3 separate regions of the Homo sapiens genome follow, and regions 2 and 3 are each linked to region 1. Evidence: chromatin loops called from intact Hi-C (ENCODE). Cell type or tissue: chondrocyte. All regions are shown on one strand. Each heading gives the region's core, and the rest is flanking DNA. Links, peaks and the distances in the headings are about the cores only.

What was found. Peaks named below come from ENCODE experiments on the same cell type or tissue, not always from the same donor. Only the 100,000 strongest peaks of a DNase experiment are listed, where the experiment ranks them.
Region 2: a loop joins it to region 1, with 2.8 times the contacts of the local background. A loop is called at or near these places in 2 of 110 quality-filtered maps.
Region 3: it touches region 1 in a loop (2.6-fold over the local background); 5 of 110 quality-filtered maps call a loop at or near these places.

What each region holds. Positions count from the first base shown.
Region 1 is chrX:13,373,845-13,384,095 of GRCh38, reverse strand. It overlaps the pseudogene GPX1P1. Among named protein-coding and RNA genes, the nearest start is that of LINC01203, 44 kb to the right of the region's middle. In chondrocyte, for the core only: no CTCF peak of the experiment used is centred there; DNase peaks (open chromatin) are centred at 4,778 and 5,115.
Region 2 is chrX:13,220,118-13,230,368 of GRCh38, reverse strand. No RefSeq gene overlaps it. Among named protein-coding and RNA genes, the nearest start is that of LINC02154, 78 kb to the left of the region's middle. In chondrocyte, for the core only: a CTCF peak has its summit at 5,922; no DNase peak of the experiment used is centred there.
Region 3 is chrX:13,429,059-13,439,309 of GRCh38, reverse strand. No RefSeq gene overlaps it. Among named protein-coding and RNA genes, the nearest start is that of LINC01203, 99 kb to the right of the region's middle. In chondrocyte, for the core only: no CTCF peak of the experiment used is centred there; no DNase peak of the experiment used is centred there.

The sequences.
Region 1 (10,251 bases), core at 1,079-9,078:
GGTGCTATAAAACCAATCCAGCAGTTTCTGTACCTCACTTCCGTTTTCTGTCACTTTCCTTTTTCTATCTGTAAATGTTATCCAACCATGTGGCAGACCTTCAGGTCTGAACCTATTGTGGTTCTGTGGGCTGCCTGATTTTAGAATTGTTCTTTACTCAGTTAAACTCTATTAAATTTAATTCGTATAAAGTTTCTTTTAACACTGGTTGTCACAACTTGTGGGGAGGTTGCTGCTCGAATCTAGTGGGTAGAGGCCACGGATATACCCCATGTTGGGGTGGGGGCTGGTACTGTCCTGTGCACTGTAGAGGGTTTAGCAATATGCACTGTGCATTTTCCCCAAATGTTAATTAGTTCTGAGGTTGAGAAGCCTTGTCTTTAAGCAAAGCCAGGACCTCTGGTGTCCCTGGGAAAGGCGACAACAACCTGAATGTAAAGTGAAAAAAATAACAAATTTCATTGTTGACTTTAAAGAAAACCAAAATATTTCACCCCTAAATATATTTCTTTGACATATTTTGAGATGGCTGTTCAGGGCGCCTGCAAACAGAAGCAGCCCTGCAAAGCTGTCTTTTGTGGGGAGAGATTTGCATCTGTAGAGAAAATCTGCACTGATGCAGCCAGGTTTTCTCTTAGCTCTGCCTTGTCCGGATCTAGGAAAGATGAACTGACAGTCCGACACCTTTAAAGGTCTGAAAGAAACATTTACCATCTATTCTCTCTGAGAGCTGCTACCTGTGAGGTCTTTTCTGTGTTAACAAGACCACCTTTGCCAGCCAGGCCTCCTCTCCTCCTTCTCCTATAACCTGTTTTGCCAACATAGCGTGCTTTGCAATCTCCCAAGTCCCCATTCATTCTGTAACCTCAAGATGGTATAAAAGCATCAATTAATTATCTGGCCATTTCTTTGAGATCTCCTATTTTGTAGGACTCTCATGCACGTTAATAAATTGTATGCCTTTTGTCCTATTAATCTGCCTTTTGTCAGTTGATTTTTCAGCAAACCTTCAGAGGGCAAAGGGGAAGTTTTCCCTTGGTCCCTACACATTGGTTTCAAGCAGCATAGATTTCAGTGATTTACAGAAATTCAAGGCAGTGATTTCCAACCTTATCAGAACAGTACTCCCCTTTAATAATAAATAGTTGTAGGAAAACTAAGAATGCAATAGTTACAAATGCCAGTAGATTCAGGTGTGTTATATTGAGAACTGGTGGTGTCAGGATTTTCCACAACAATGAATGATTTGTGCTAAAAGTTCCATACAGAGCAAAATACAAACTTTTGATTCATACAGTAGTTGATTTCCAGAAAAATTCAGGGTTTATTAAGATTGCTAAAAATACTTTTGTGTTTATTTGTAAAATGCTGTGAGCATCTATCCTCAGATAATCTTGAGCAGGTTTTCACACACAATGCAGGTCTAGCAGGGCATTCAGAAGTGCTGAAGGACCGGAGAGGATCCTTCTTTTCTCTGGACTTTATGACCAATGACGGTTGCTTAAAATCCCCAGCTGTGGCTCATGAATATCTAAGGTACCCCCTCCCTTGGCTATGCTAACCAAAAACACACAACAAAATATTCTAAATTGCCTCTAGCAGTGTACTATCTCTGTAGCACCACTGATTTAAGGAGTTTTAGAGAGTAGTGTTGATTATCAACTATTCTTGCCTTATATGCTGATTTCAATACTTAACCCCACCTCTGATCCCCTGCCTCACCGTCCCAGTGTGAAACCCCATGTATATGGGAAGTTGAATAGAATTTGCACCTTAAAAATGATCAAACTGTAGGACTGGGTGTGGTGGCTCACACCTGTAATCCCAGCACTTGAGGCCAGGAGTTCGAGCCTAGCCTGGCCAACATGGTGAAACCCCGTCTCTACTAATAATACAAAAACTAGCCAGGCTTGGTGGGCCTGCAGTCCCAGCTACTCGTGAGGCTGAAGCAGGAGAATCGCCTGAACCTGGGAGGCAGAGGTTTCAGTGAGCCAAGATCATGCCACTGCACTCCAGCCTGGACAACAGAGCGAGACTCTATCTGAAAAAAAAAAAAAAAAAAAAAAAAAAAAAAAAGATCAAACTGTACCCTCAATGCTGATCACCTCTACTATGAAAGATCTGGATGGTGAATCTTTTCAGCATCCCACTCTGTTGGGTGTGTGGTCCCCGGAAGTATTCCTTTTTTCTTCATATACTAAATTGAATGATTTTGGCACAGAATAATAACATGACTTTTAACAGACAGAAAACCATGATGGAAAATGTTATGCTTGTAGATGCTATGTAGAACTGATAGGCCCTGACTCCTGATGCCAAATTTTAAATATTTTGAATGTTTCTCAATATACTCATCATGGCTAAAATTATGAGAAGATTCCTGTTTGGCTTCCATAGTCTCTTCTCGCATCCCTCAAAGTTTTCAGAATCTGAAATGATAGGCTCCACACCCTGCCTTCCTAGGGGCCCGGAGCAGCATAGTGATCTCTGCTATATGCCTGTGACCTGGGTTGCCCAGTGACTCTGAAACACTCATAAGCAGATTTGCAGCCTTTACAGAGAAAGAGGGGAGCTTGTTTTCACAGTTGCTGTCTTCTCTTCTCCCTTGCACTTTTGGCAACCCATATGTATTGATACCTTTTCATATTCAGGCAGAGAAAGTCACATCTGGCTGCCTCAGTATGCTGATAAATGTTTATTGCACGTACCACTTGCCAGGGTGTAAATACTCCCACATTGTCTGATGTGAAACCACCAACTAGCCATCACTGAATGTGGAGTTGGGGAAAGAGGTATTAGCACACCATTAGATGATATTCCCATTATTCAGATAAAATAGACATAAATAACCTCGAGTATAGTTAATAGTAACATTTTGAAATTATTTTAGATTTATAGAAGAGTTGCAAAGGCAGTACAGAAGGTTCCCATATACCTTTTACCCAGCATCTCCTAATGTTAACATCTTATATAACCATGATCCTGTGAACCAAAAATAAAATTCTAAAGCCCCTCAACCATCTAAATGAACCCCTCCTTTTGGCCAAGGGCATTCCAGAGTTAACCTGAAAAACTAGTTCAGGCCATGATGGAGGAGGGGGTTGGACAAGCCTCATTATACCCCTCCAGCATTAATATCAACACAGACCTTAAGTCCAATAAAAACACATTTACAGTCTATTTCTCTGAAGCCTGCTACCTGGAGGCTTCATCTGCATGATAAAACCTTGGCCTCCACAACCACTTATCATAACCCAAACAATTCTTTCTACTGATAATAACTCTTTCAACCAATTGCCAATCAGAAAATGTTTAAATCTACCTATGACCTGGAAGCCCGACTCCTGCTTCGAGTTGCCCCACCCTTCCAGATCGAAACAATGTAAACCTTACATGTATTGACTGATGTATTATGTCTCCCTAAAATGTATAAAGGCAAGCTGTACCCTGACCACCTTGTGCACATGTAATCTGGACCTCCTGAGGCTGTGTCACGGGCATGTCCTTAACCTTCACAAAATAAACTTTCTAAATTGATTGAGAGCTGTCTCAGATACTTTTGAGTTCACAAAACATTGATCAAAACTAATGAGTTTACATTAGTAACAACATATATCCCTTTGTGAGAGAGAGGTGATGTGTCATACTTAGCAAAAAGGAAACTTGCACATTTCTTAGTCTATGAAATTTACACCATAGCTTGGAATGAGGCATCTTGACTCACTGTGATGAACTTTATTTCTCTGAAAAAAAAAATTAGAGTTTCATGAAAATCTGACTACGTATATAGAATTGTGTTGCTCTGATGAATTTCATCTATATTCTGTCAAGACAAAAATATGTCTAAAAACCTTTGAGAATGGGCAGCCATACAAGAGTGGTAAGCAGGAAAATAATATGAAAAGATTTCAGTTTTTTTTTTTTTTTTTTTTTTTTTGAGACGGAGTCTCGCTCTGTCGCCCAGGCTGGGCTGGAGAGCAGTGGCGCAAGAACAGATTTCAGTTTTAAGAAGGCTATTCTGGAGGCTATTGTGGGGACTCGGATAACAATACCCCCCAAAAAAAGCTCCAGAAGCAGGTTTAGAAGCAAATGTTGTTCTCTGACCTTCCCCTGCCCTCCTGTCTCAGTCCCATTCTCCCCAGAGGAGCAACAGAAGCTAGAATCCTTCCCCAAGGCAGGTTCTAGAAACCAGAAACCTTGTTCCCCAAAGCCAGCCATAAAACCTAAAAACATTACTCTAACTTTCCCTCCCAGCTTTCTGTGTAAATACTGGCCATAACGAAATTCCCTGACATACCTTGTTTGACTGTAGGTCATAACACCCCCACTCCAGAGAGGGTCTTGCCTTACACCCAGAAGGAAGGAACGCTGCTCAGAGAGGCCAAGAAGAATCTAGACAGACAGGCCTTGTTGGGTTTCCACACTCAGTCCATTAGCTTTAGATCACAACATTTTTGTCCAATCATATTTCTGCACAGCTGTCCACACTTTGTTGAACCTAAGCATAAAAATGGCCAGTTTGCTCTGTATCTTTGGGTCTTCATTCTAAAGGTTCCCTTGTCACGTAAAACTATGATCTCAAATAAATTTGTATGCGTTTTCTCCTATTAATCTAATCTGTCTCTTGTCAGTGATTTTCAGAGAACCTTCAGAGGGCAAAGAGGAAGTTTTCCCATGGCTCCGACCCTGTGAAAAGAATGCACTGGAGACAGTGCTTGTTCGGGGCGCTCCGCTGGCTTCTTGGACAATTGCGCCATGTGTGCTGCTCGGCCAGCGGCGGCGGCGGCCCAGTCGGTGTATGCCTTCTCGGCGCGCCCGCTGGCCGGCGGGGAGCCTGTGAGCCTGGGCTCCCTGCGGTGCAAGGTACTACTTATAGAGAATGTGGCGTCCCTCTGAGGCTCCACGGTCCGGGACTACACCCAGATGAACGAGCTGCAGCGGCGCCTCGGACCCCGGGGCCTGGTGGTGCTCGGCTTCCCGTGCAACCAGTTTGGGCATCAGGAGAACGCCAAGAACGAAGAGATTCTGAATTCCCTCAAGTACGTCCGACCTGGTGGTGGGTTCGAGCCCAACTTCATGCTCTTCGAGAAGGGCGAGGTGAACGGTGCGGGGGCGCACACTCTCTTTGCCTTCCTGCGGGAGGCCCTGCCAGCCCCCAGCGACGACGCCACTGCGCTTATGACCGACCCCAAGCTCATCACCTGGTCTCCGGTGTGTCGCAACGATGTTGCCTAGAACTTTGAGAAGTTCCTGGTGGGCCCTGACGGTGTGCCCCTACGCAGGTACAGCCGCCGCTTCCAGACCATTGACATCGAGCCTGACATCGAAGCCCTGCTGTCTCAAGGGCCCAGCTGTGCCTAGGGCGCCCCTCCTACCCCGGCTGCTTGGCAGTTGCAGTGCTGCTCTCTGGGGGGTTTTCATCTATGAGGGTGTTTCCTCTAAACCTACAAGGGAGGAACACCTGATCTTCCAGAAAATACCCCCTCGAGATGGGCGCCGGTCCTGTCCATCCCAGTCTCTGCCAGACCAAGGCGAGTTTCCCCACTAATAAAGTGCTGGGTGTCAGCAGAAAAAAAAAAAAGAAAAGAATGCACTGGAGCAAAGAAACCAGAAGATAGCTTAGAAGAAACTATTGTAACGGTCCAGGCAGGACTTACTGAAGGTCAGAATTAAGGCAATAGCAATGAGAATAGAGAAGTCAAGATCGTTTCAAGCAATGCTAAGGAGATGGAATCTACAAGACTCCATTGATTCCATAAGGCCCCAGTGACTGATTGACGGTAGAGTTGGGTACCCAAAGTTAGGTTTCTGACTTGAAGGGAACATTGGAGAGGGGACAGGTGTTGAGTTGAAATGTTGCTGAAATGCTTGTGGGATTACCTGTGCTTCTGAAATGTTGTTTAAAGTGTTTGTGGGATTACTAAGAAGCACGAGTAGATCAAGTTAATATTCAGAAACTGTTTATCACATGCTGGGCTATGGGATCAATTTACTGGACTGAACTTCATACATTAAAGTTCCTTATTATTCCCTCTATCATGTAATTTAGAGAGCAAGGAGAGAACAAAGACACAGGTCAAAAAGCTTCTTTAAAATCTCACTTACTCTCCTTCTCTACTTCCATTTACCCTGAGAATAAAGAAGAATAAAGGGGTGGGAAAGGCCTATCCTCATTCCTCTTGCTCTTTCCACAGAGGACAATGAGGCAGGACTGAGCAGTGTCTTCATCCCTCACGGAATTCCAAGGTGGATGCCATCTGTGAAGCGACTTCGTGTTGGCCTGAACTTGCTAGGAGCTTTTAGCCACTCATTTGGTTGTAATCCAACACATGACGTAATAGTCGGCCGTCTGGATTAATCAGTCCCAGCTGTTGGACGCTCTGCTCTGTGTGGGGGTTCAAGCCTCTCCATCTGTTCCTGGGGCCTCTCCACTTATCCCTTCTCTGCTTGAGCCTCCAGCCATGACAGATGGCTCTTTCTCAGTATTACAGATAATTTTTCTCTGATCAGTGTCTCAGCTCCAATTTGTGCTTAACATTTTTAACTGCCCCTCATCACTGCCATCACCTTAGGCATTTATGGAGATTTATACTACATATGCATATGTATGTGTCTGCATGCATATAATGACCCGCACACACATTCATAATTTCATTCTGTTTACCATTCGCACACAACAACTAGCATTGTGGTCATGCTGGTTGCCCCTCCCTTACTGGGTTATTTCTTTTGGAGAATCTATCTAGATGATCTTACTCACTGGAAAGGCGTGATACGAAGGCGACTCAGCTGGGTGAAAACGTGGTTGGAGCATAAGAGTCCCAGCATCAAACAGTAATAGAAACAGCAGTAGCAGCAGTGTATTTCCACAGCACTCTTAAACTCGGCTTGGATTCTCTACAATGGCTGTGGGTAGAAAAAATAGCAGGGCCTCTGACGAGTTGTGGATCAACTCCAAAACCCCTCTCCACCACATTTATGAGTACTTGAAACCACAAAAGTTATAATCTCCCAGTCCCAAGGGCCTATTCTATATCCTGCTGCTCCAGCCAGGCAGCTTCATTTTTGGCTCTGAGAACCACATCTCTGTAATTACAAAACTTGAGTTCAAACAATGTGGGGATTTTCGGGAGTGGTTGAGAAAGACTGTCAATAGAGAGACTGCACATGGCAGCTGTAGCCCAAGCCAGGGAATATTCTCATCAGCAAACCACAGAACAGGCTTTGGAACAATGTCTTTTACCACACCTGCTATCCCAGTCATCTTCACACGTGAAAGGATAAAATTTACACAGATGTTTCATTTCCTCCAGGGAATATTTCAAAGCAATGATAGTTTTCATTTATTATTTTATGTCTAATTATTAGCACTGTTCTTTTTTTTTTCTTTTTTTGGCCAATGATGATAGTAGTGGTTTCCTTTAAGACTGGATATCTAAAATAGTCTACTTTATTTCCCTTAGCAATCTTTATGTTTCATATATTTGATACAAATAATACTATTGCAGTGGTGGTCAACCAGGGTTGATTTTGCCCTCCAGGGGACATCTGGCAATATCTGGAGACATTTTGGTTGACACAACTTCTGTGGGAGTGGAGGTGCTCCTGGTATCTAGCAGGTGGAGGCCAGGGAAGCTGAAAACTGGATTATTTGTTAATTATGCCACTGCTATGCTGTCAGTAAATCTGACGAATGCTGTTCCGTGAAAAGGAGAGCTCAAGGGTGTGGAATTCCAGGTGCCAGGCAAGCCTTCTTCCAGAATATTTTGACCTGGATGAAGGCTCACCCCAGAAACCAAAAAATTTTACTTTGATCTTGACTAAATTCTGGGGACCAGCCAGAATATAGGGGCTGGCATGTGATTGTGATGGGATTGTTTGCCCTGCCAGACAATGTAAGTTGGATCTATTTTTGGTGGATGTCTTGGGGCCTGGTGTCTTTTTCTTCCTCTTCAGTGCTTTTCTCAAGACTAAGGATTTTCTTAACCTATAGTCTCTTGTACAGCTAATCATATACTCTTTAAGAAGCAAACAAAATTGATGTGCATAAATCAAGTGCAAAATTGATTTAAGATTGATTTCTTTGGTTTAAAAAAAATGAGAGTGGCCGAGCATGGTGGCTCATGCCTGTAATCCCAGCACTTCGGGAGGCTGAGGCGGGTGGATTGCCTGAGCTCAGGAGTTTGAGATCAGCCTAGGGAATGTGGCAAAACCCCATCTTTACCAAAAATACAAAAAATTAGCCGGGCATGATGGCACATGCCTGTGGTCACAGCTACTCAGGAAGCTGAGTTAGGAGGATCACTTGGGCCTGGGAGGTGGAGGTTACAGTGAGCGGAGATCGCACCACTGCACTCCAGCCTGGGCAACAGAGCGGGACCCTGTCTGGAAAAAAAAATAATAATAAGAGTGGCAAATACTTGACGTGGGAGGCATGCATGACCCTGCAAAGATTTTTACCAGGTCTGCCCACCTTCTTTTTCTATTAAGCCATAAAACTTCTGAAGCCAGTCTTGCCCACAATATTCTATTTTCTAGAATCTGCAGAGTCAGAGTTCAATGAAGGATTTTTTTTAATTGTAAACCAAACTAAAAATAACCTAAAAACTTACCTTTTTGAGAGTGATGCTTCCAGACTGCAACATTATATAAGGATGATCTCTCCATCTTCTCATCCCCAGATGTCCTGCTGCTCCTAATGATAGAATACAGAGAGGCGTACCCTATTTAGGTGGGCATGTGATGTTCTTTCAGCAGATGCCCAAAGAAAAGAACCAGTGCTCTTTGTTTTGTCTCTGGTCAGCTTCTAGTACTTTTTCTAGTTCTCCGTAAGTAATAGAATTTCTTTACGAACATTGTTAAACTAAAGCTGCTAATATTTTTAAGTGGGATAATTGTGTTATGGTTACGTTTTCAAAAATCTTCTTCATTTTTAGAGATAAATGCTTAACTATTTATGAATAGAACAATCCAATGTCTGGAAAGTAATTCAAAATAACTCAGAGGGGCTGGGCACAGTGGCTCATGCCTGTAATCCCAGCACTTTGGGAGGCTGAGGCAGGGGGATCGCTTGAGCCCAGGAGTTGGAGATCAGCCTGGGCAACATGGTGAAACCCTGTCTCTACAAAAAAATACAAAAATTAGCCAGGTATGGTGGTGCATGCCTGTGGTCCCAGCTACTTGGGTGGCTGAGGCAGGAGGATCGCTTGAACCTGGGAGGCTGAGGCTGCAGTTAGCCAGGTTCATGCCACTGCATTCCAGCCTGGGCAACAAAGCAAGATCCTGTCTCAAAACAAAACAAAACAAAAACAAACAAACAAGCAAAAAACCAAAATAGTTCAGAGGGAAGGGTATGAATGAAATGAAGTTAACCATGAGTTGATATTTGTTTTAACCTGGTGATAAATACATGCTGGTGTATGTATGCTGATAGGAATGATCCAGTTTAGCTGGAGCAATTGATGACCAAGAAGAGAGAAGAAATAGCCTAAGAGGCAAACATTTAATGATGTCATGTGAGGACAGGTGGATTTCAGAGACTAAAGCCTCTTAAGTAATCACTTAAACTTGGAGTTTGAATTTTGAGCATGCTGAAAGCATTCACCCTCCACTCTGGTCATTTTGCCAGATATGGAAACATTTAGAAAATGAGGAAAGACGTTTCTAAGCCATATTAATTTCTATTTTGGCTAGATTTTGCTCTCGATCTTTTTTTTTTATTATTAACATATTGGGAGTCACATTGGGCATATTTGATACCTTTAAATATCAAGGGTTTATTTAAATGTTGAACCAATTCATTTGTTCTATAATCTTGACTTTATAAGGGTGATATCTGGGTCAATACTCAAAGATTTTATAAGAATACTTTGGTTGATATCACTTTCTTCCACCCCCTCAAAATAATGAACTACCCAGAACTGTAATGTTTCCTCCTCCATTAGGTCAGGGGTGGGTGAAGCTTTCAAGCTGCTATCACTTTTTCCAAATAGTTTCACTCATTCTTACTCCTAATTAATCTACAGTATTATGTAGCAACCAAATAAATAGTCTCCTAAGGAAAGCATTCTCTCCTTGGCTGTTCTAGAAAACTCTGCTGACTCATTCGCAGTTGGGCTTGAAGAGTTTTTTTCAGGCTCATAATGCCAAAGAAGCTACATTTTTTCTGAGAAACGCCTCTGCTTCCCTGACCTTAACTAACAGGGGAAGCTTTTATTTTGGGTTTTCAGTGTCTGGGCAACTTACGGGGTT
Region 2 (10,251 bases), core at 1,597-9,596, 150 kb after region 1:
TAAGAAGATGAGAAAACAAGCATAGAGGTTAAAAAAGTACCCCCAAACACGAAACAAAGAATTGATGGCCGGGATCAGATGCTTGGATTCTGTGCTCAAGGCCTGGATATCTTCTGGTTTTTAAAAATGGTGTGTGTTTGTTTGTTTGTTTGTTTTGAGACAGTCTTACTCTGTCACCCAGGCTGGAGTGCAGTGGTGTGATCTCGGCTCACTGCAACCTCTGCCTCCCAGGTTCAAGTGATTCTTGTGCCTCAGCTTCCCAAGTAGCTAGGATTACAGATGTGCGCCACCACACCTAGCTAATTTTTGTATTTTTAGTGGAGACAGGGTTTTACCATGTTGGCCAGGCTGTTCTTGAACTTCTGACCTCAAATAATGCACCTACTTTGGCCTCCAAAAGTGCAGGGATTACAGGTGTTAGCCACTGTGCCCAACAGTTTTTAACAATGTTTTTAAAAAACTTATTGTTATTAAAGAAATACATGCTCACCAGAAAGTTTGAGCATATAGAAAAGTAGAAAGAAGGAAACAATCACCACTCAGAATCAGCCACTTTAATGATTGGTGTATTTCCTTTACCTCTCTGGTTCACATATATTTTTTACATTGTTGGAACCACCCTGTCCACATATTCTCGTTTATCCTGCTTCACTCACTTACTAATAAGGAGAAACATTTCCCCAAATTATTGCAGGTCTTTATAGCTGTTTTTAATGTCTGTGTAATGGTTTAAGGTATGGTTGTCATGATACTGAACACCTCTCTCTTATTAGATGATTGGGGTATTTCTATTTTTATTTATTATCGTTAATAGTGCTGCAATGCTTGCCTTTGGGTACAAAGCTCGTTATGAGCTTGAATGCATTTTCCTAGGCCAGTTTCTATGCAGTAGAATTACTGGTTCAAAAGTTAGGGGAAATTTTAAGTTATTTTTACATAAGGCCACAAACCATCCATGTCTTCAATAAGGTCAAATTACCTTAAACTTGAAATAATTGTATCTTCTTTCTCTCTCTTTTCACTAAAACCTAAACAGATTTTTTGAATGCCATCGTCATCTGGTGCATCAAGATAAAAATGCACTTGCTTGAAATCACCTGCTTGATCTTTTTAAACTTAGATCTTTGTATCTCTGAACAGAATCCACATTTAAATAGACATAAATTCAAGTTTTATATGTTCATGTGATACAAGGTGTTTATGAGGCAAAATGCAAATGTCAGAAACACAAGCAACTGGGTTCAATGTCCCAAGATTTCATCCTCCTCTTCCACTCACATTCACATCAAAGTGTCTAGGGACAGGTCAGAGGCCTTGTAGGCTGATTGAGAAAAAACACCAATTCAATTGTGTTCAATACAGCTGATGACATCATATGATGAGAAAGAGAGAGAGAGAGAAAGACCATTTGGTGATGCATTTTCTTATCCCACCATATTTTTGCGTTCCTTTAGAGCTGGCACAAAGGAAAAATAAAATGTGTTTATAAATCTATAAATACTTTCAGAGAAAGATACCCAAGGTATATATTTTAAGTGAACAAACCAGATTGTAAAGTAGTATACATTGCACAACTCATATTATGGGGAAGGCTTTACCTTAAGTTATGGGGGTGGGAATTATTGGGGGAGGGACATCCAATTTTGACTTTTTACATGTGTACAGTTTTAACTAACTTAAGAACTACATGTATGGCTCTTATAATCAAGAAAAAATTAAGATTTTTAATCAGACAACATTAAAAGCAAAATTCAAAGCCCATATTAATAAATGTTCATTCTTAAAAATATGATGATTTCCCACTGCTATGACAATTTCTGCCACACTGACTTCTCTCTAGCTCTGTTACATCCATCAAACAGTGTGGAAAGTCTACTGGAAGAGCTCAACTTGCAAATATCTTAGTTTTATTGGTGTTATTGTTGCACAGGCACTACTTTAAAAAGGAACAATTTACCTTTTTTTTTTTTTTTTTTTTTTTTTTTTGAGAAGGAGTCTTGCTCTGTCGCCCAGGCTGGAGTGCAGTGGTGCAATCTTGACTCACTGCAAGCTCCGCCTCCTGGGTTCACGCCATTCTCCTGCCTCAGCCTCCCGAGTAGCTGGGATTACAGGCGCCCGCCATCACGCCTGGCTCTGTTTTGTATTTTTTAAGTAGAGACGGGGTTTCACCATGTTAGCCAGGATGGTCTCGATCTCCTGACCTCGTGATCCGCTCACCTCGGCCTCCCAATGTGCTGAGATTACAGGCGTGAACCACTGCGCCCAGCAGGAACACTTTTTCTGATAATAAAAAGCAGTGTATGTTCATTGTAGAACGTGGAAAAATATAGAAAAGTATAAAGAAACGTGCAAAAGAAAGAAAACCCTTTTCCATTCCTCTAGGGCTACTTGCATTTTTTTCTTTTTACTATATTTTCTATGCATGTGCATGGATATAAGATATATGTTCCTACATATATCTTCAGATATATTGTTATTTTAGCAGCTGTCACTCAGAAAGAAAGCTGTCATTGTTAAGAAAAATCTTGGATTAATTAAAATGAAGTTATTATTTTTGCAGGTCAAAGATGATCAAATATCAGCGTTTTCATATGGTTGAAAAATGAGTCATTATCTATAAGAATACTTAAAAACAAAGAAAGAGCTAAATTTTATAACAAAACTTGACCAGCAAATTTGGGGCTGGAAAAGAACAGAAGGTGAAGAGGGAGAAAATGCCAGGTCAAAATGGCAGCCAAGTCGGGCTTGTGGAAACCATTCCCCCAAGAGAAATTGCCCGGTGCAGGGAAGCTCTTAAAATATTTAGGAAGATGGCATGTTTTACCTCAATTTTAAGTAATTAACGTGATTACAATATCCCTTTTTCTAATCTTTCCAAACTTTCAGAGAAGTCATCTATATACACAATAGCCGTGCGTGAGAAGACCTTGAGGGGAAAAAAAAACAGTGCCTGGGTTGGATGAGAAAAGCAGAGATAAGAGATCAGCCATAGATGGGGAGACGGGAGTTGTGATGAAGCAAGAATGCAGGGCCAGAAGTGGCCTGGAGCACTCGAGTTCCCAGGAACTTGCAGAAATGTCCACAAGGATACTGGGTTTCACATAGAATAGGAGATGGGTTGACTGACCACATCTGTCTCCAGGTGGTCTTGGCTGGAACATGTGGGCACACTCACACAAACACATACATATACGAAGACTGTAAGCTTTATGAAGGCAGGAATGGTTTCAAATGTAAACACTATTGAATCCCTGTATTGGTTTGCTAGGGCTACATAACAAGTTACCACAATCTGGGTGGCTTAAACAACAGAAATTTATTATCTCACAGTTCTGAAGGCCAGAAGTCTGAGATCAAGTTAAAAGGATACCAGTTATATTGGATGAGGGGCCCACTCTACTCCAGTAGGACCTCATCTTAACAAATGATATCTGCAATGACCCTGTTTCCAAATAAGGTCACATTCTGAGGTAGCGGGGGTAAGGACTTCAATATACAAATTTTGGGGTGACACAATTCAACCCATATCAACCCCCTTGGACATGACAATTCCTGGCACATAGTAGACTCTCAACAAATATTTGTTCAATGAATAAATGATACATATAAATATTTATTAATGTAGTTAAGATCAGTTCACCTGGGTTTTCTGGCTCATTTTCAGTAGACCATAAAAACAAAATACAGTTACAGAAAGTGAGGAGGCAGAGATGTCAGCTGAAGAGAGAAGCTGGCTTCTAGATCAAGTGATTATATATACCTAGCCATGTTCCAAAGTACTGTCTAACTAGGATAGGGCACCCATAATTGAGTACTTTCTCAGGATGATCCAAGCTAACCAAACATACAGTAGACTGGTTCATACAGCAGAATCTCAACTTTTTCATTTAACACTGAGAACTACTCCTGCCAAGTAGATCACAGTCCTCATGTCAGCTGTTACCACAATGTACTCCCTGGAAGTGCAAGAAGGAAAAGCAAGGAGAGTCATCTGGAACTAATAACCAGTGCCATTGATGTTTCCACTTTCTCTATAGGGATGAGTTTGCCAAGGGCCCAAAGATACCTGCCCCTACTGGTTAGTGTTAAAGACATAATGACTTTCTCCCCCTTTAGGCTCCCTTTTGCTAAGTTCTGTTATAAAAATACCTGCCCAGAGCAAGTAACTTTCAATGTGTTTGGGCCCCCATGTTTTCCTGACCCCGCACCTGGTCCCTGAATTGAAATACGTATGTTTCTCAACTTCTTAGTCATCAATTTCCAAACCATTGCTTTAGGTTGGTTATTTCTATGGTCAGTTATATTGAATTCATGCTGAGTGATTATCTTATTATCAGGTACGGAGAGCATCTGACTGTCATGCCACATAAGACTACAGAGAATGTCTTGTTGGTGGTTGTGACAACAAGGAGCTTGGGCTAAATGAAGGGTGGTCCATTTGAATGTGTGATGCATCATGGATTCAATCTACATGGGGATTCATTCATGTCTCAGGCAACTATCAAATAAATTCCGTACTCAATTCTGCCCAATTACTCAGAGAAATGTGACCCAATAAGTCCAGTTAGGATTTATTGATTGTTTACTATGTGCCCAGGAAGTAGCAACCCTGGTGAATAAAATGTTTCAGGAGGCACTCTCTCCTTTCAAGTACTGTCACAGGTTGCCTCTCCAGGAAGTAGACTTTGAGCTAGAGATTATTACAAGGGCATTTGTTGGGATCAATACCTGTGAATGTTTAGGGACAGAAGCAGGACTAGGCAGAGAGAGAAGTCAACCTGCAACCCAAGCACAATAATAGCCTCCACTGACACCACAGGGCTTTGGAGTTGGAAGGGCCCTTCAAAGTTACGCTAGGTTGGAGAGATGGCCAGGCCTCTATATCCCTGCATTAATCTGTCATTGAATGTGGGTCACCTCAAGAAGGAACTTGACCTTGGGTGAGAGGGCTGGACTCTACAGATGAATAGTCCCTGAAGCTCATCTCCCATTACCCCTTCCTATAGCTGGGGATAGCAAGTTCTTCATTAAATGGTTTTATGGGTTGAATTGTGTCTTCAAAAAGATAATCTAAAAGCACTGAAGTTATAACCTGTGAATGCGACTTTATTTGGAAATAGTGTCTCTATAGATGTAATCGAGTTAAGATGAAGTCATTAGAGTAAGCCCTAACCTGATATGACTGGTGTCCCCCACAAAAAGAAGAAAATGCCATGTGAAGACAGGGACACATGGGGAGGAGGTGGTCATGTGAAGGCAGAGGTAGAGACTGGAGTGATAGGGCTGTGAACCAATAAATGCCAACAATTGATGGCCACCACTAGACGCTATGTAGAGGCACAAAAGGATTCTACCCAGAGTATTAGAGGGAGCATGGCTCTGAGGACACCTTGACTTCAGATGTCTATCCTCGAGAACTGTGAGAGAATAAATTTGTGTTGTCCTAAGCCACCTAGTCTGTGGTACTTTGTTACAGCTGCCTTAGGAGACTAAGAAGGGGGTTCTAGGTGGCAGATGACAAGAATAATCCCTCAGGATGAAGTCAGTTTATAAATGAAATATTCAGCTGTAGAAATAACTTCCTGAAAGTAACAGTTCGTAAGTGGATTTGGGGAGCTAACGATCTGATTGAAACTATATGACTTTTATATATAAAATGGAAATGGATGGTACAGAATTACTATGTGCAGGGTACTGGCTGGATGAAGAACTTTATAGGATTGGCTTCACCTAGCCCGATGGAGTTGGTGTTATTATCCACATCTCATAAATGAGAAAACTGACGACCGAGGTTCAGTCATTCATCAACAACTAGAGAGTAGAGCAGCAACTGGGTGCAAACCTGAGTTTATACTTCCCCTGAAGCCAGTGCCCTTGGCCACTGGGTGACTCTGGAGGTGCAGTAGCACCAGAACAATAAGTCTGTAATAACCACTGTGGGATGTATGGGGAAGGAGAGCTGACAAAGGATCCTGGGTGAGGAAATGCATCCGGAACAAAGCAAACTTATTTCCATTACTGGAACATAGCCCAGAATACAGGTCATATGGATGGTTGGTTGGTGAGATCATTTCCAGTGCTTTTTGTGACACTGTTTTTTCCCCAGAGCTATATTAACACCATCCACTTGAAAAAAAAAAAAAAAAAAGTAGCATTCCTATTTCAATCTGGTAGGAACAAAGAACTCCTATGACAATGGAAGTAAGAAAGATGAGAGAAGAAGAGAACAAATCAGGGTCTCATTTGTATAACTGCTTCTACCTTAGCCCCAATTGTCCCATGCCAGATGACAGTGTGGTTTCCATACTCGGATGTCATTAAACATACTGAAACCAATTTTGGTGCCAAATTACAACCACAAGCCAAAATACCTGTAAAAAAAAAAAAAAACAAAAAACAAAAAAAACACTTTTCATATTCTGATTCAGGTCAACATCAACTAGACACTATTTTGTTAAATTTCCATTTAAACAAAGAAGTGACCATTTCTGATGAACTGAAAACTGACGTAACCCTCCAGAATTGAGAGCTGGAAGGAATACTGTTTTTAATTAACTCAATTCAATTTATCTCAATGCCACACTTTTATTTTTACTGTTTTCTATGTGCTAAGACTTATTTACTATGAATGCAGACATAATGTAAAAAGTTTCTACTCTAAAGAATCTCACAATCTAGTGGAGAAATTAATAATTATTACTAAACCTGAAAGGAACTGTTATTGAGGTTACTTATAAGGTGTGATAGAAACACCAAGGAAGAACACTCAATAGCACGGAGTAAGTAGAGGCAGTAGGATAGAGGACTTTCCCAGTGGAGGGAACTCTAGAAGTGAGCCTTGGAGAAAGGGCAGAAATTATCCCAGAGGGCAAAGAAAGAGAAATGGGCATTCTTAAGGATTATGATATAAAAAGTTGAGAGAGAGAAAGAGAAGAAGAGAAGGAAAGGAGAGGAGAGAAGAAAGGAGAGAAGAGAAGAGAATGCTCTGGCCATTGCAAGAAACACTAAGTAGCTCAAGTTTAGCAAAGTATGCATGGTGGAGGTTGGGAGATCATGGAAGAGGAGAGAAAGGCAGTGTTTTGCATGCCATGCCAAAAGGTTTGGACTTCACACTGAAGGCAAAGGAAAGCTACCGATCTGCATTTTAGAAGAATTATCATGCAGTAGGGTGAAAAGTAAGTTGGAAGTGGGAAGAGGCTGGAGGCTGAGAGATGCCTTAGAAAGTTCTTGAAGTAAAGTCAAGAATCTGGAGGTCCTGGACCAAGACAACTTTATGAGAGAAGGAAAGAGGATGCTTTGAGAAAACAAACAAACACAAAGTCAATATTTTAGGGACTGATTATAGTTGAGAGAGGAGTGGGGAGGGACATGGATAAAGAATCAAGAATGATAAAAAGATGGACAGCTTAAAAATGAGATGGCTTTTGACGCAGTTAACCAGCATGAGGAAGCCAGTGACGGTTTGGGGGTAAAGGGTGAAGAAGTAAATTCAATTTTTAATAAGTTCGGCTTGCAGTGCCCCTAGGAATCATCAGAGGACATGTGCCCCTATCCCAGGGAGAATCTGATTTCTTGTGTCCCTGATGTGAATTAACCTGCAGGTAAAAGACTACTGCCCAGAGAGGTGACAAGCTGGAGTCACAAAAGCTACAGAAGTAAAGATTTTAAGAAGAAAACAGTGATTGACCCTGGCATACCTTACAAAGTGGTTATGTCAGAGAAAAGACCATTGGATTGCAAATAGGACAGTATTCAATGACCTTACCAAACCCAGTTTCAGTGCAATGGAAGGGGCAGAACTAGACTCTAGAGGTTGTGGAAAGAAAGGGGGATCCTACAGCCAATCCATGCTGTTAATATCTACACCACAACAGAAAATCTAGGCTAGAATGCATGTAGAAGTAATTACAAACACACTGATTTATTTATTTATTCCTTCATTCAAATATTTATGGCATGCCTATTTTGTACTTGCCAATGACAAAAGAGACATGTAAAAATCATAGTTGAGAGCAGGGGAGTAGGCAATAAACAAAGAAACTTATAACCTGACGTTTGGTGATAGCAAGAGCAACAAAGTCGATTTTGCCTAGTGTAAATACGGAAGAAGGGCTACTGCAGCATTGACAGAGATGGCAAACACATGGGAAGTCAAGGTTTAGAGAAAAAAAGAGGCCGGAAGCAGTGGCTCATGCCTGTAATCCCGGCACTTTGGGAGGCTGAGGCAGGAGAATCACTTGAGCCCAGGAGTTTGAGACCCGCCTGGGCAATACAGTGAAACCCTGTTTCCACAAACAATTTTTTAAAAATTGGCTGGATGTGGTAGCGCATGCCTGTGGTCCCAGCTACACAGGAGGCTAAGATGGTAGGATTGCTTGAGCCAGGGAGGTCGAAGCTGCAGTGAGCTGTGATTGTACCACTGCACTTCAGCCTGGGTAACAGAGCAAGACCCTGTCTCAAAAATAAAATAAAAAAGAAAAGCAACAAGCCAGTAGGGCTCATTTGTTTATTTATTCATCATACTACAACTAACAATATAGGGAAACATTTACAGACTGCTTACATCAGTGTATTCAATTAACAGGATGAAAAAAATAATTTAGGAAAGAATCAAAGAAGGAAAATAACATTAAAAAGTAAGACAAAGCATAGGGGTAAATTTGGTGTGCAAACCATTTCCCTACGTGCTTGCTAGAAGAGGGCAGAAAGTTTGTCTCTAAGCTTTTCTGTGGCAAAGACAGAAGCAAAACAATAAAAACAACAACAATGTTAACAACAGCAATAGTAGTAACCATATTAACCTTTTCATGCGTGCCAAGCACTGTTCTAAGTTCTTTAACCCTTACAACTCCAGGAGATAGAGTTTTTTTGTTCGTGTGTGTGTGTGTTTTGTTTCATTTTACAAATGAGGAAATCAATCACAGATAAATTTGGTCAGTGTGGCAGATGGATTATTGTTATTAATTCTTCTCTCCCTCCCTTTGCCGTGTGACCTAGCATTGCAATAGTACAGAGTGCGTCCCCACCCCTTGACTTTGGGCTTAGCCAGTGGAAACTCTGCAAACTTGACTGGAACTTTAAAGCTGAAGAGGCACAGGTGTGTGATTGGGCATGACATCTTATGCTCCTGTGATTCACCGTGAGGAGAATATACCCTGAGTAGCTGCTGGTCCAGAGAGAGTGAGGAAACACATGAAGCAGGCCTAAAACCAATGTGCAGCCTGGAGGCAAGCTCTCCTAATCCTGGATGATTCCAGCCAAACCACAGCTGACCCATAGACCTGTGCGTGGAAACATGACTATAAGCTCCTGAGAACTGGAGATCGTTTGTTAAACAGCAATGACTAATTAACACTTTCAGTTTCAATGCACCCCTAACCTGGAGTCCCTGAATATCCGTAGTAAGCAATGGATTTTACATTCCTTAGGTGGTCTCATGAATATTCATTCTTACCACCAAGCTTTTCGTAAGGATTGTGCAGTTATTAGAATTCAGTAAGTAGTCTTCATTGTGCCTTTTATAAGCAACATAAATCAGGTTCAAACAATTCATTTCCCGTGGTTGAAGATAGGAATAAAACAAATTGCTTATATCTATCACAATATATGTACGAGAAAGAGGAAAATTTTTAATCCAGTTATACAAAAATTTTAAATCAAAAGCAGGTGACCCAGAAAGAAAACAAGAAGGGAAAAACTTGCTTTAGTCATGCCTTTTGCCTAGAGTCTACCTAGCTTCCTACTCCTGGGCTTAGGATTTTTCATGAAGGCTGGTAGAAGCATGGGGCTCAAACCAGTTCTAGCTGATGCCAAAATATTACAGAGAAAAAGGCAGCAGGAAGCAAACAGAAGACAAGAAAGAGAAAAAAAATCAGGTTTCTCTCAAGCCTCTCAGATTAATCATTAACACCAGTATTTTATCCTTTGGCCATTATAAAAGTTAATTTTAATCAGAGTTAGTTATCCTAATTTCCAAATCATTTTCCATGTTTCCATTATTCTCTATGTCTTTTAAGGTATTTTAAGATGGATCTGATGTGAAGCCCTACTGTCTGGGCATCTGTAACTAAAAACACTCTGACTCTATAGAATTGAAGTTATTTTTAGAATACTGAAAATTCCTCTGGTGCAACAGACATAGTGATGATCATAATATTTTGAAAAGAAAGTGTTTGGTTGGGTTGTATGTAAGAGAAAGGCACACACACACACACAGACCAGAAACAAGTGGTCAAAAACCAGGACTCAGAT
Region 3 (10,251 bases), core at 1,422-9,421, 55 kb before region 1:
GTTCTGAAACAATGCTATTTGCATGAACAACCCTAGTGTCAACATGAGGAAGTCTGCTAATCTTTCAGCTTGCATCGTATGGTTGAAGTGAAAATGCCCACATAATTTTGGAAGCCCAGCATCCCTCCTTTCTGGTGCTTAGGCCTCTGCTGAATCCTTGACCTCCCTCTGTTATTCATCCCTGTTCATGACTACTCATTTCTGAATTCAGTGGTCCTGTTCCCTTCCCCATCCAAGTGCTCCCAAGTCAAGGATCTGTTTATAATAGATTTTACTGAATGCTATAGGCAATGGCTGTGTGTGTGTGTGTGTGTGTGTGTGTGTGTGTGTGTGTGTGTGTTGGTTACATCACAGACCAGTAGAGCAAACAACTTAAAATGTAATATTAGAACACCTCATCCTTAAAACTCCTATCCTCTACTTGGCACCAAGGAGCCATCACCAACCAGCACTTTACCCCACTTCTAGCCTCCTGCTATGTTTCTGGGCCCTCTCTCAAGAATTTCTAGATGACTTTCTTTTTCCTCTCAGCTTGTAGGCACCCCGAAGCTTTAAACATCCTGAGTAATTTATCTTATCATCTTATCCCAAACCATTTTGACTTTTATTCCCAGAGACTTTTGCTTAATAGCCAATTATGCCTACTTAGGGGTTAGCTTAAATTGCGCTGTCTCTGGAGTGAAATCTTACGGTCAGGCTTTAAAGTAACACTTGTTTTTTTAGTTCACACTTCGAATTGCTTGCCAAATGCTATACAACGTCAAGTACAGTTTTCAAAAAAGTTAAAAACATGGTCTCATATAAATATTTAACAAATATGTGTCAGAGATGTATTTAATTCCCTAGTGAGGGAACCAACAGGTTCAAGGACAAAAGGAAATGGTAAATGAATAAATGAATGACTACATATCTTCATCTAAAAGAGAACACTGGAATAAGATTGCAAATTAAAATACAAAATTGATTAACCACTTCCTACAGGGGAATAAAACTGTAGCCTTTGGGGTTATCATTTATACCCAATAGAAATCATATTTGCATTTTGTCTGTCTTCTAAAAATTAATATCTAACTTTACACAATCTTTGGGCCTGTTAAAGGATAATTTTTTAAGGGTAAAACCATGACTTTTGAACAAATACAAAATAAACTAATTAACTAGTGAGGGAATAAATTAGATGTCGTAAGAAGTTCAAAGGAGAATTTAAAGAACACAAAGATATACTGGTAACCAGGAATACTGAGATGAATATATAAACTGATGCAAAACATATCAATATCCATAAGGCAATGATCAATTAAATTGCCTGGACAGTTTTATTTGCATTTCCATGAACAAGCGTAATTTGGATTATTATCAGTTTTCTACAATGCGCAGAGTTGTAAAGTAGTTCAAAGACAATGAAAGGCACATATAGCCTGGAAGAATAAGCTAGACAGTACATCCAGAAATCTTTCTTTGTCCATTTCAAAGTCTTTCCCATTTTTCCTGACAGATTCTAATCAATAGTAAGTAGTATGTCAACCAAAAAGCTACCTCTCCCTAGAGCATCAGCTGATCCTGAGGGGGAACTTATCAGGCAATGCTCTAGTATGACTTTGTTAAGGCATGCAATAGCCAATCTGCTTTTTTTCCATTTGGGATAATTCTTCTTAACAACAGTTTGTACCATAAATCCTTTCCTTTTAATACAGCTGGTCATTACACCTTGCAAGGCTGGCAAAGAATATCCATAGTGTAGGAGGAAGGCTGCTGATAAGAAATTGGAGAGTGTAGTTGCTCTGCCAATGCCACTGCCAGAAAGGGGTGCCTATTTCCCAGGGCACTGACTGTAGAGGGGACCAGCCAGAGGGGACAGATTGCCCTCCCCGTGGGGGCAACCTGTTACTCTATTACACTTTTCACAGGACTACAGATACCCATTTGTTTTTTTCTTTTTAAAGAAAGCATGCTTAGATTTGCCTTTTATTTTATTTTTTATTTGTATAAATTTATGGGACACAAGGGCAACTTTGTTACATGCACAGATTGCATAGTGGCTATGTCAGATGGATGTTAGGGTATCCATCACTGGAATAATGTAGATTGTACCAATTAAGTAATTTCTCATCATCCACCAACTCCCATCCCCTCACCCTTCTGAGTCTCCAATGTCTACCATTCCACTCTCTATGTTCATGTGTACACATTTTTAAACTCCCACTTATGAGTGAGAATATGCAATATTTGTCTTTCTGTATCTGACTTGTTTCACTTAAGATAATGGCCTCCAATTCCATTTACGTTGCTTCAAAAGATATCATTTTACTCCTTTTTAAATGGCTGAATAGTATACCATTGTGTATATATATCACACTTTTTTTATCCAATCATCTGTTAATGGACACAGGTTGGTTCTGTATCTTTTGTAATGTGAATGACACTTGTTTTTTCTGACATGGGAATTTGGTTATGCACCTTAGAATATGCACATTTTCCCTGGCACCTGAAGCACCACCTAGGAGGAAGTAGAGAGAGCCAGAGGAGGCTCTGTAACTCTTTCCTCTTCATTAGGTCACTATTTCATACATGGTAGAACCGTCAAAGATGCCACTGGTGATCAGAAAGAGTTAATGTTTATAAATGCCTGATTTATCCCCTGGGAGAAGGTTAGTTAGACCCAGGCCCCACAAGGTAGCATCTGCTTTACAGGAGGCCTCAAGAGGTTATTTGGTTTCTTGAATGTCTAATTCTCTGCTATGGTAACCTGTGTAGTAAAAATGGTGTGTGTATTTGTATGTGTATGATAGAGATGCAACACACAAAGACAGAACTAAGGAAATCTAGGAAGACAAATAATGAGTCTTTGCTTTGTTTAAGAATAATTGTGCGCTTACACACTGTCCTTCAGAGTTTTGGCTGATGAAGACTAACATAACTGCATATTATTGCCTCCAAGACATTTTCTCTCTTTGACCTACTAGTCCCCCTGCCCTATTTTAACCACAAAGCAGCCCTAACAACCTGGGGACAGACCAAGGGCAGCTTTGGGCCTTCCAGTTTGGTGTTTGTGGGGGTAGACATTGGGTTTTGGGGAGTTTTGATTTTTGAAGGTTCACAGATTGCCGCAAGGCACCTCCCTCCAGCACAGCACAAAGAAAGAAGGGAGGACACCCAAGTTGAGAGCACACACAGTGTCCCACAGAGGACAGCTTGCCTTCAGAAATTCCTTCTGAACAAATCGTGGTACACTTTCCCTGTGGTGGGAGACAAATGGAGCCTCAGCTTTCAACACCATAGTCAGGGGCTGCTGCTGCCTCTCTTCTGTACCTCTATTTACAAACTTGGGAAGAAGCTGGACTTTCTTTTCCGGATTCCAAGCATCTCTTCTGAACATCTACTCTAGAGTCCTGAGGTGAGTTAGCTGTACCATGCTCTCTGCCTCCTTTGTTCCTGCTGCCATAGTCCACAATATTGTCATTTTTTTTTTTTTACATTTCTTCCTCATGTTCTCCATTCATGAACGTTTTAAGGATTGGAAACAGTGTTATTAGCAAATAGCTTTAATAGCAAACGCTCATTTAGTATTTCCTAAGTGAAAGCACTGTTTGGTTATGCACCTTAGAATATGCACGTTTTCCCTGGCATGGGGAGCAAGTATGTATATTTATATATACGATTGCCAAGGCCTCTGTTAGAAACCTTCAGGGCTGCATGTGCTCAGACAGCAGGATTTAGGGGATTTTTGAAAGATAATATGGTGCCTATGCCTATTACCAAACACCACTGGCAGGATCAGGTGCAACACCATAGAGTCAAACACATTAATATTTCTCTAGCTTCATGCATGAATTTTCACACTAAGTAAGAAAAATAAAAACAGTAAATATCCTCCCATCAGTTCACATCAGGTGTTGCCACCAAAGGAGTGATGAGAAAGCTTTTGGCTTGCATAACCTTTTGATTCCAGAAGGGCAGATAGAAGCAGTGAACCCATAACAGTAATTCCGTATCATGGCTGCATTAGAGTGCTCCCTAAGTCCTGAGAAACTTCATTGGGAACAACAGCCGGTAAATAGAGAAAGTCTTGAGAATAAAAAAAACCACATGATGTGACTTATTCCTTTACCTTTTCTCAGTTTAGAGTGTTAAGATGCATTTTTGTTGTTGTTCTATTGTAGGGTGCAAATTCAAATGTGTCCATGGCAAGAAAGTAGCATAAATGAGTGAAGCTCTACCTATTGTTGCTTTGATGGAGCATCTGCCCATTGTGACAGCTTCTGATTACTCAAAAGAATCCAGAAATCTGTATTTTTATTGAAAGACTTCTAATTTTTCAATGTTAGCTCTTTTTAAAATAATGACATTGTAATAAAGCACAACATTTAGCCATACTTTAATGGTCTACAGTTTGAGACCTAATGGACTGAGATCTGCTAGACTTGGGGACTGATGTCCTACAGTTTGGGACTTCTGGTTCTTGGTTCCTTTTTCAGCACCATCTGATTTTCAGGCTCTCTAATATGTGAATTTGAGGAAAATTAACCAAAGTTTAGAGATAGAGCCATCTGGTAAACATTTTACTGAGTTCATTGATGTGTGGTGAGGGAAGGGATGAGTTAAAAGAAAGCGACCTCCCCCCCATGCCAAACCACTCATTTAGAATAGTTTGTCTTAGAGCAGCTCTTTTCAAGTGACTGCTATTGGCAAACGTCAGTTAGCAAGCACAATCTGAAATTCATATGTGATTATCTAATCTAGCTCTCTTGTTGGAGAATAATAAAGTAATTGGAAAAAAATGGCTTGATTTGATATGAGACAATCAGAGATGATTGAAGTGATTTTATCTGAGGTATATATAGATGTTTTTCACATCCAGTATCCCCTTTCCTCTCCAGTTTCAATGATTTCCCCTTCATCAGTAAATTTAGTGCTTGATTGTTGTTCCATAAAAGAAAATGAAGTATATTATTCCACCTTTCCTTGAATGAAGGCGTTACTTGGTTTCTTGAATTTCTAGCTGTCTGCTATAGTAACTTAGGTAGTAAAAATCATGTGTGGTGTGTGTATTTGTGTATGTATGATGCACACACACAAAGACAGAAAAAGGGATAGAGAGAGACACCGAAACAACTGAAAGACAGGAGCATACAATTGTGTTGGAGCAGTGAAGGTGATTTCCATTTCTTCTGTAGGAGGGCTGGCTGCTGGCTTAGGTTTAAGTGGCTTGGGCCTTGCCTTGTCAGGTTAAAGAAGTAGCATCCTCATTTTCTTGCAATATGCAAACTGAAGATACCATGGATCTTTTCATTTAAAAAAAAAATCTGTTGGCCGGGCACGGTGGCTCTTGCCTGTAATCCCAGAGCTTTGGGAGGCCGAGGCGGGCGGATCACGAGGTCAGCAGTTCCAGACCAGCCTGGTCAACATGGTGAAACCCCATCTCTACTAAAAAAAAAATACAAAAATTAGCTGGGCATGGTGGCGGGCACCTGTAATCCCAACAACTCAGGAGGCTGAGGCGGGAGAATCGCTTGAAATCAGAAGGCAGAGGTTGCAGTGAGCCGAGATCGCACCACTGCACTCCAGCCTAGGTAACAAGAGAGAAACTCCATCTCAAAAAAAAAACCAAAAAATCTATCTACAGAATTCAGTTCTTGAACTCAGAGAACTTGTGTTTCTGCTCCTGTTTTGTAACATGCATCTGCTATGTTTTGAATGTGTCCCTCAAAGTTTGTGTATTGGAAACTTAATCCTCAGTGCAAGTGTTGTGAGGTGGGGCCTAATAAGAGATGATTAGGTCATGAGGGCTCTGCCCTTGTGAATGAATTAATGTCATTATCATGGGAGTGGTTTAGTTATCTTGAGAGTTGGTTTGTTATTAAAGTGAGTTTGGCCCCCTCTTGCTCTGTGGCTCTTGTTCTCCTTTGCTCTTCCACCTTCTCCCATGGGATGATGCAGCACGAAGTCCCTTGCCAAATGCTGATGCCATGCTCTTGGACTTCCCAGCTTCCTGAACCAAACCACGAGCCAAATAAATTTCTATTCATTATAAATTACCCTGTCTATGGTATTCTGTTATAGCAACACAAAACAGACTAAGCAAATGTCTTTTAATCCCCAAGTTTTCTCATTCTTGGAGGTATCTAGCAGTGTGCCATTAAATGTTTAGTAACTGGTACTCAAGAAATAAACAACGGAAACAACAAAACAAATAAACGGACTATGTAGCCTTTGCCAATTCTCATGGTATAAACGCTCACACTGTGGATGATTTCAAGCTACTAACATAATGTGACTGCTGAGCTGTGCAGAGATGCACAATTGGCTCTCATGAGTGGGTAGGATCTGGCTCCATCACACTGGGTGTAGCCAAAAGAACACTAAACAGAATTAAGAAGACTTGGGACAGTGTCTCATCTGTAAAATGTGCATAAAATAACAGCTCAGATTACCTCATGGGGATATGTAGTCACTTTCAAGTGGAAATACTAAAGAAAAACTGTAAAGAACTTTGAAAATATTTATACAAATATAAATATAATCATTACAATCCTTGGAGAGCCCCAAATTGCTCAATACCCAAAAGTTTTTTTAAAAAAATGACTTGGACTGCATTAGTTACTGCTTTTAAAAATGTGTTTTGCATCTTCTGGTCATAAAAGATTCAAACTATGTGAAAAGAGCCAACAGCCCATTTGACTTTAAGTTCAGAACAATGAACTCATCAGAGTTATTTTTACATGTACTGTAGTTTGGCCTAGAGCCACTGGTCACAAGAAAGCATGAGTGTGTTCTGGGCAGCATTTCTGCTTAAGCAGCTTCAAGACAACACCTCCAAGACAAGGAGATTCCCTTTGCAAATCTCCTTGAGGCCTTTTCACGGTTTACAGAATTTTAACTAATTAATGTTTAACTTGGTTTTGTAAACAATATTACACAAAGAGAAACCCTCTTAATAGAGACATACTCTCTAGAAGTGTCTTTTTAGAAGAGTGCTGTCCAATGAAATATACTGTGAGCCATACATGTAATTTTTTTTTTTTTAAGACAGTCTGGCTCTGTTGCCCAGGCTGGAGTGCGGTGGCACAATCTGGGCTCACTGCAACCTCTGCCCCCTGGGTTCAAGTGCTTCTCCTGCATCAGCCTCCCAAGTAGCTGGGATTACAGGTGTGTGCCAACACATTTTTGTATTTTTGGTAGAGACAGGGTTTCACCGTGTTGGCCAGGCTGGCCTCAAACTCCTGACCTCAGGTGATCCACCCGCCTTGGCCTCCCGAAGTGCGGGGATTACAGGCGTGAGCCAGTGTGCCCGGCCATGCATGTAATTTTATTTGTTTAATAGCCACATTAAAAGATGTAAAACAAATGGGTAAAATTAATTTTAATAATATCTTTCATTTAACCCAATATATCTAGAATATTTCATTTAACCCAATATATCTGGAATATTATTTCAACATGTAATCAGCAGCAGGCATCCCTTACCTGGCCACCCCCACCCTTTCCCTCAAACTGCCTTTGAAAAATCTCTACTAAAAATACAAAAAATTAGCCGGGCGTGGTGGCAGGCGCCTGTAGTCCCAGCTACTCGGGAGGCCGAGGCAGGAGAATGGCATGAACCCAGGAGGCGGAGCTTGCAGTGAGCTGAGATCGCGCCACGGCACTCCAGCCTGGGCGACAGAGCAAGACTCTGTCTCGAAAAAAAAAAAAAGAAGAAAAAAAGAAAAATCCCTAACCTACAAGCTTTGGAAAAGAATGATTTGAGTACTAACTCTGCATCCCACGTGGCGTGCCCAGCTTTGTGTCTATTAAACTCTCTACTACACGCCATGGTCTTTCTTATTGCAGTGGGTAAGAAGAACCCCTTGGGTAGTTCTTCTTCTACCCCTTGGGTAGAATAATCTCTTGATTCCAAGAAAACCCAATGTTTAAGGAAACTCTTTTATTCTGACTACAGGAGCTTTTGTTATGGGAATTGACTATGCAGGGAAAACTCTCTCTAACTTTTCCTTTTCCATTATCCATTAATTGGGTTGTCAGGGCAATCTAGATTGAGTGTGCCTATAATTTGTAGGATGACCAACCATTCTTATTTGCCCAGGACTGAGGGTTGTCCCAGTACATGGACTTCGGTGCTAAAACTGGGAGAGTCCCAAGCAACCTGGGACGAATTCATCACCGTAAATTTAGAGAAAATGTTTTAAGCACTCCTGGGAGCGCCTATGTGGTGTGTCCTTACAGCAAATATTTGGGTAACAATCTCAAGATTGCTTAAACTCTCCATGCCTCAGTTTCCTTCCTGGCCTCAGTTCCCATATTGGTAAATAAGGATCATAAATATAACCTATCTCATAGGGTTACTGTGAAGATTTGACGTATATTTAAGGTGTCTAGAGATATGTAAGTTGCTTTAAACAGACTTGGCAGATAGTGCTCAGTTGATGTTTATTATTAGATTTTTTATTTGTTTCTCGAGGTCAGGATGCACATCTGATATCTCGGCATCACCCCTTCCCCAAAATGCTTAATACGCTGCCATAAGTAGAATAAACACTCATCAAATATGGCTGAGCCCAGCAATCCCAGTTGTCCTGGCTCTGGTCTGGATGTGGAAGCCATTCTCTGAGGCCTCCCAAATATGGTCAATGTAGTGCCTCTCTGTTCAGAATAGGCACTGACTGCTTCAGGTCCTGGTTTCTGGCCTGTCTGGTATCCTGCTGTGAAATATGACATCATCGGATGGTGTCATCTCTGGCCAGAACCTGAGTATCATCTCGAATTATTTTCCCATGATTATCTTTGCAAAGCTGTTGGGTTCTGGCTTTTCCAAACAGCACAGCCAAGAAGAAGGCTTCAACGTGGGATTTAAGCTATATGGCATCAAGATTGGTTGCCTTCCCACTGCCAGTATCCTTCCGCTTTTTTGTTTCTAGCAGAACCTGCCTCCCATGCTGGAGACAGAGAATGCCAAAGACTCACTTTCCCAGCTTCCCCTGTGTCTAGAGCAGGTGACCCATTCGTGGCCAATGGGACCAAAGAGAATACCTGCTAAGGGATTCTGGGACAAAGTTCCTCCCTCCTTTTCTGATATTTGCTACTTGGAGCTGAGGGGGGCCATTGCAAGACCATGACAGAGGATCAAGAGAACTACAAAGAAGATGGAATTGGATGGAAAATAAAGAATGAATATGTGAGTCACTGCTGCTTTGAAGTCATTTAACTGCTGAATTAACCAAGTCTGGAACCTCCTGCCTCCAGACCTCTTATTATGTGAGATTTTTCAGTAGACCCCTGTTGTTTAAGTCATTTTTAGTTGGATATTTAGTTTCTGCCCTGGAAAATATTCTAACTGACACAAATGAGTTCTTTGATGGCCCTAGGAAGAATTAGTCCTTAATTAGTCATAATCCCATGTTCTTTCTTCAAGACCCCTGCTGCCAAAAGCCAAGGGTAATCTGTCACTTCTAGAACTTCTCTGGCCGGCCCCTGCAGACAGTATAGTTTGATGGTTATGAGCACAAATCCAGGAGTCAGATCTTGGCAAGTGTGAGCTTTGGCAAGTTACTTAAACTCTCAGTATCTTAATTTTCTTCATCTGTGATCTGGGAATGATGATAATAATGCATCTAACTTGTAGAGTTTTGTGTTAAATGAAGAAACACACAAAAAGTACTTGCCTGGCTCATAATATGCACCATAGGTGAGAGCTGTTTCGCTTATTTACTATTCATTTTATGTAACCTTGTGCTGTTATTGATTTACACACACACACACACACTTCTTCCATTGCTCTTTCATGTCTCAGTGGTTGTACTTATCATCCATAAAGAGAAATTCCATTTTCTAAAACAGCACATTTCTAGGAGCCAGGGAATATGCTTCTTCACTCACTAGCTGTGCCATGAGCACTTCACTTATTTTCTCAGTATTTAGGTTTCTTCATTTGATAAAGAAAGCTGGCCAGGTACAGCGGCTCATGCCTGTAATCCCACCACTTTGGGAGGCCGAGGTGGGTGGATTGCTGGAGTCCAAGGTGGAAGGATTGCTTGAGGTCAGGAGTTCAAAATCAGCCTGGGCAATGTAGTGATACCTCATCTCTACTAAAAATCAAAAAAATTAGCCAGGCATGGTGGCATGCACCTGTAGTCCCAGACACTCGGGAGGCTGAGGCTAGAGAATCACTAGATTTAGGGAGGCGAAGTGAGCTGTGCAGTGAGCTGTGATTGTACCACTGCACTCCAGCCTGGGTGACACAGTGAGACCCTATTAAAA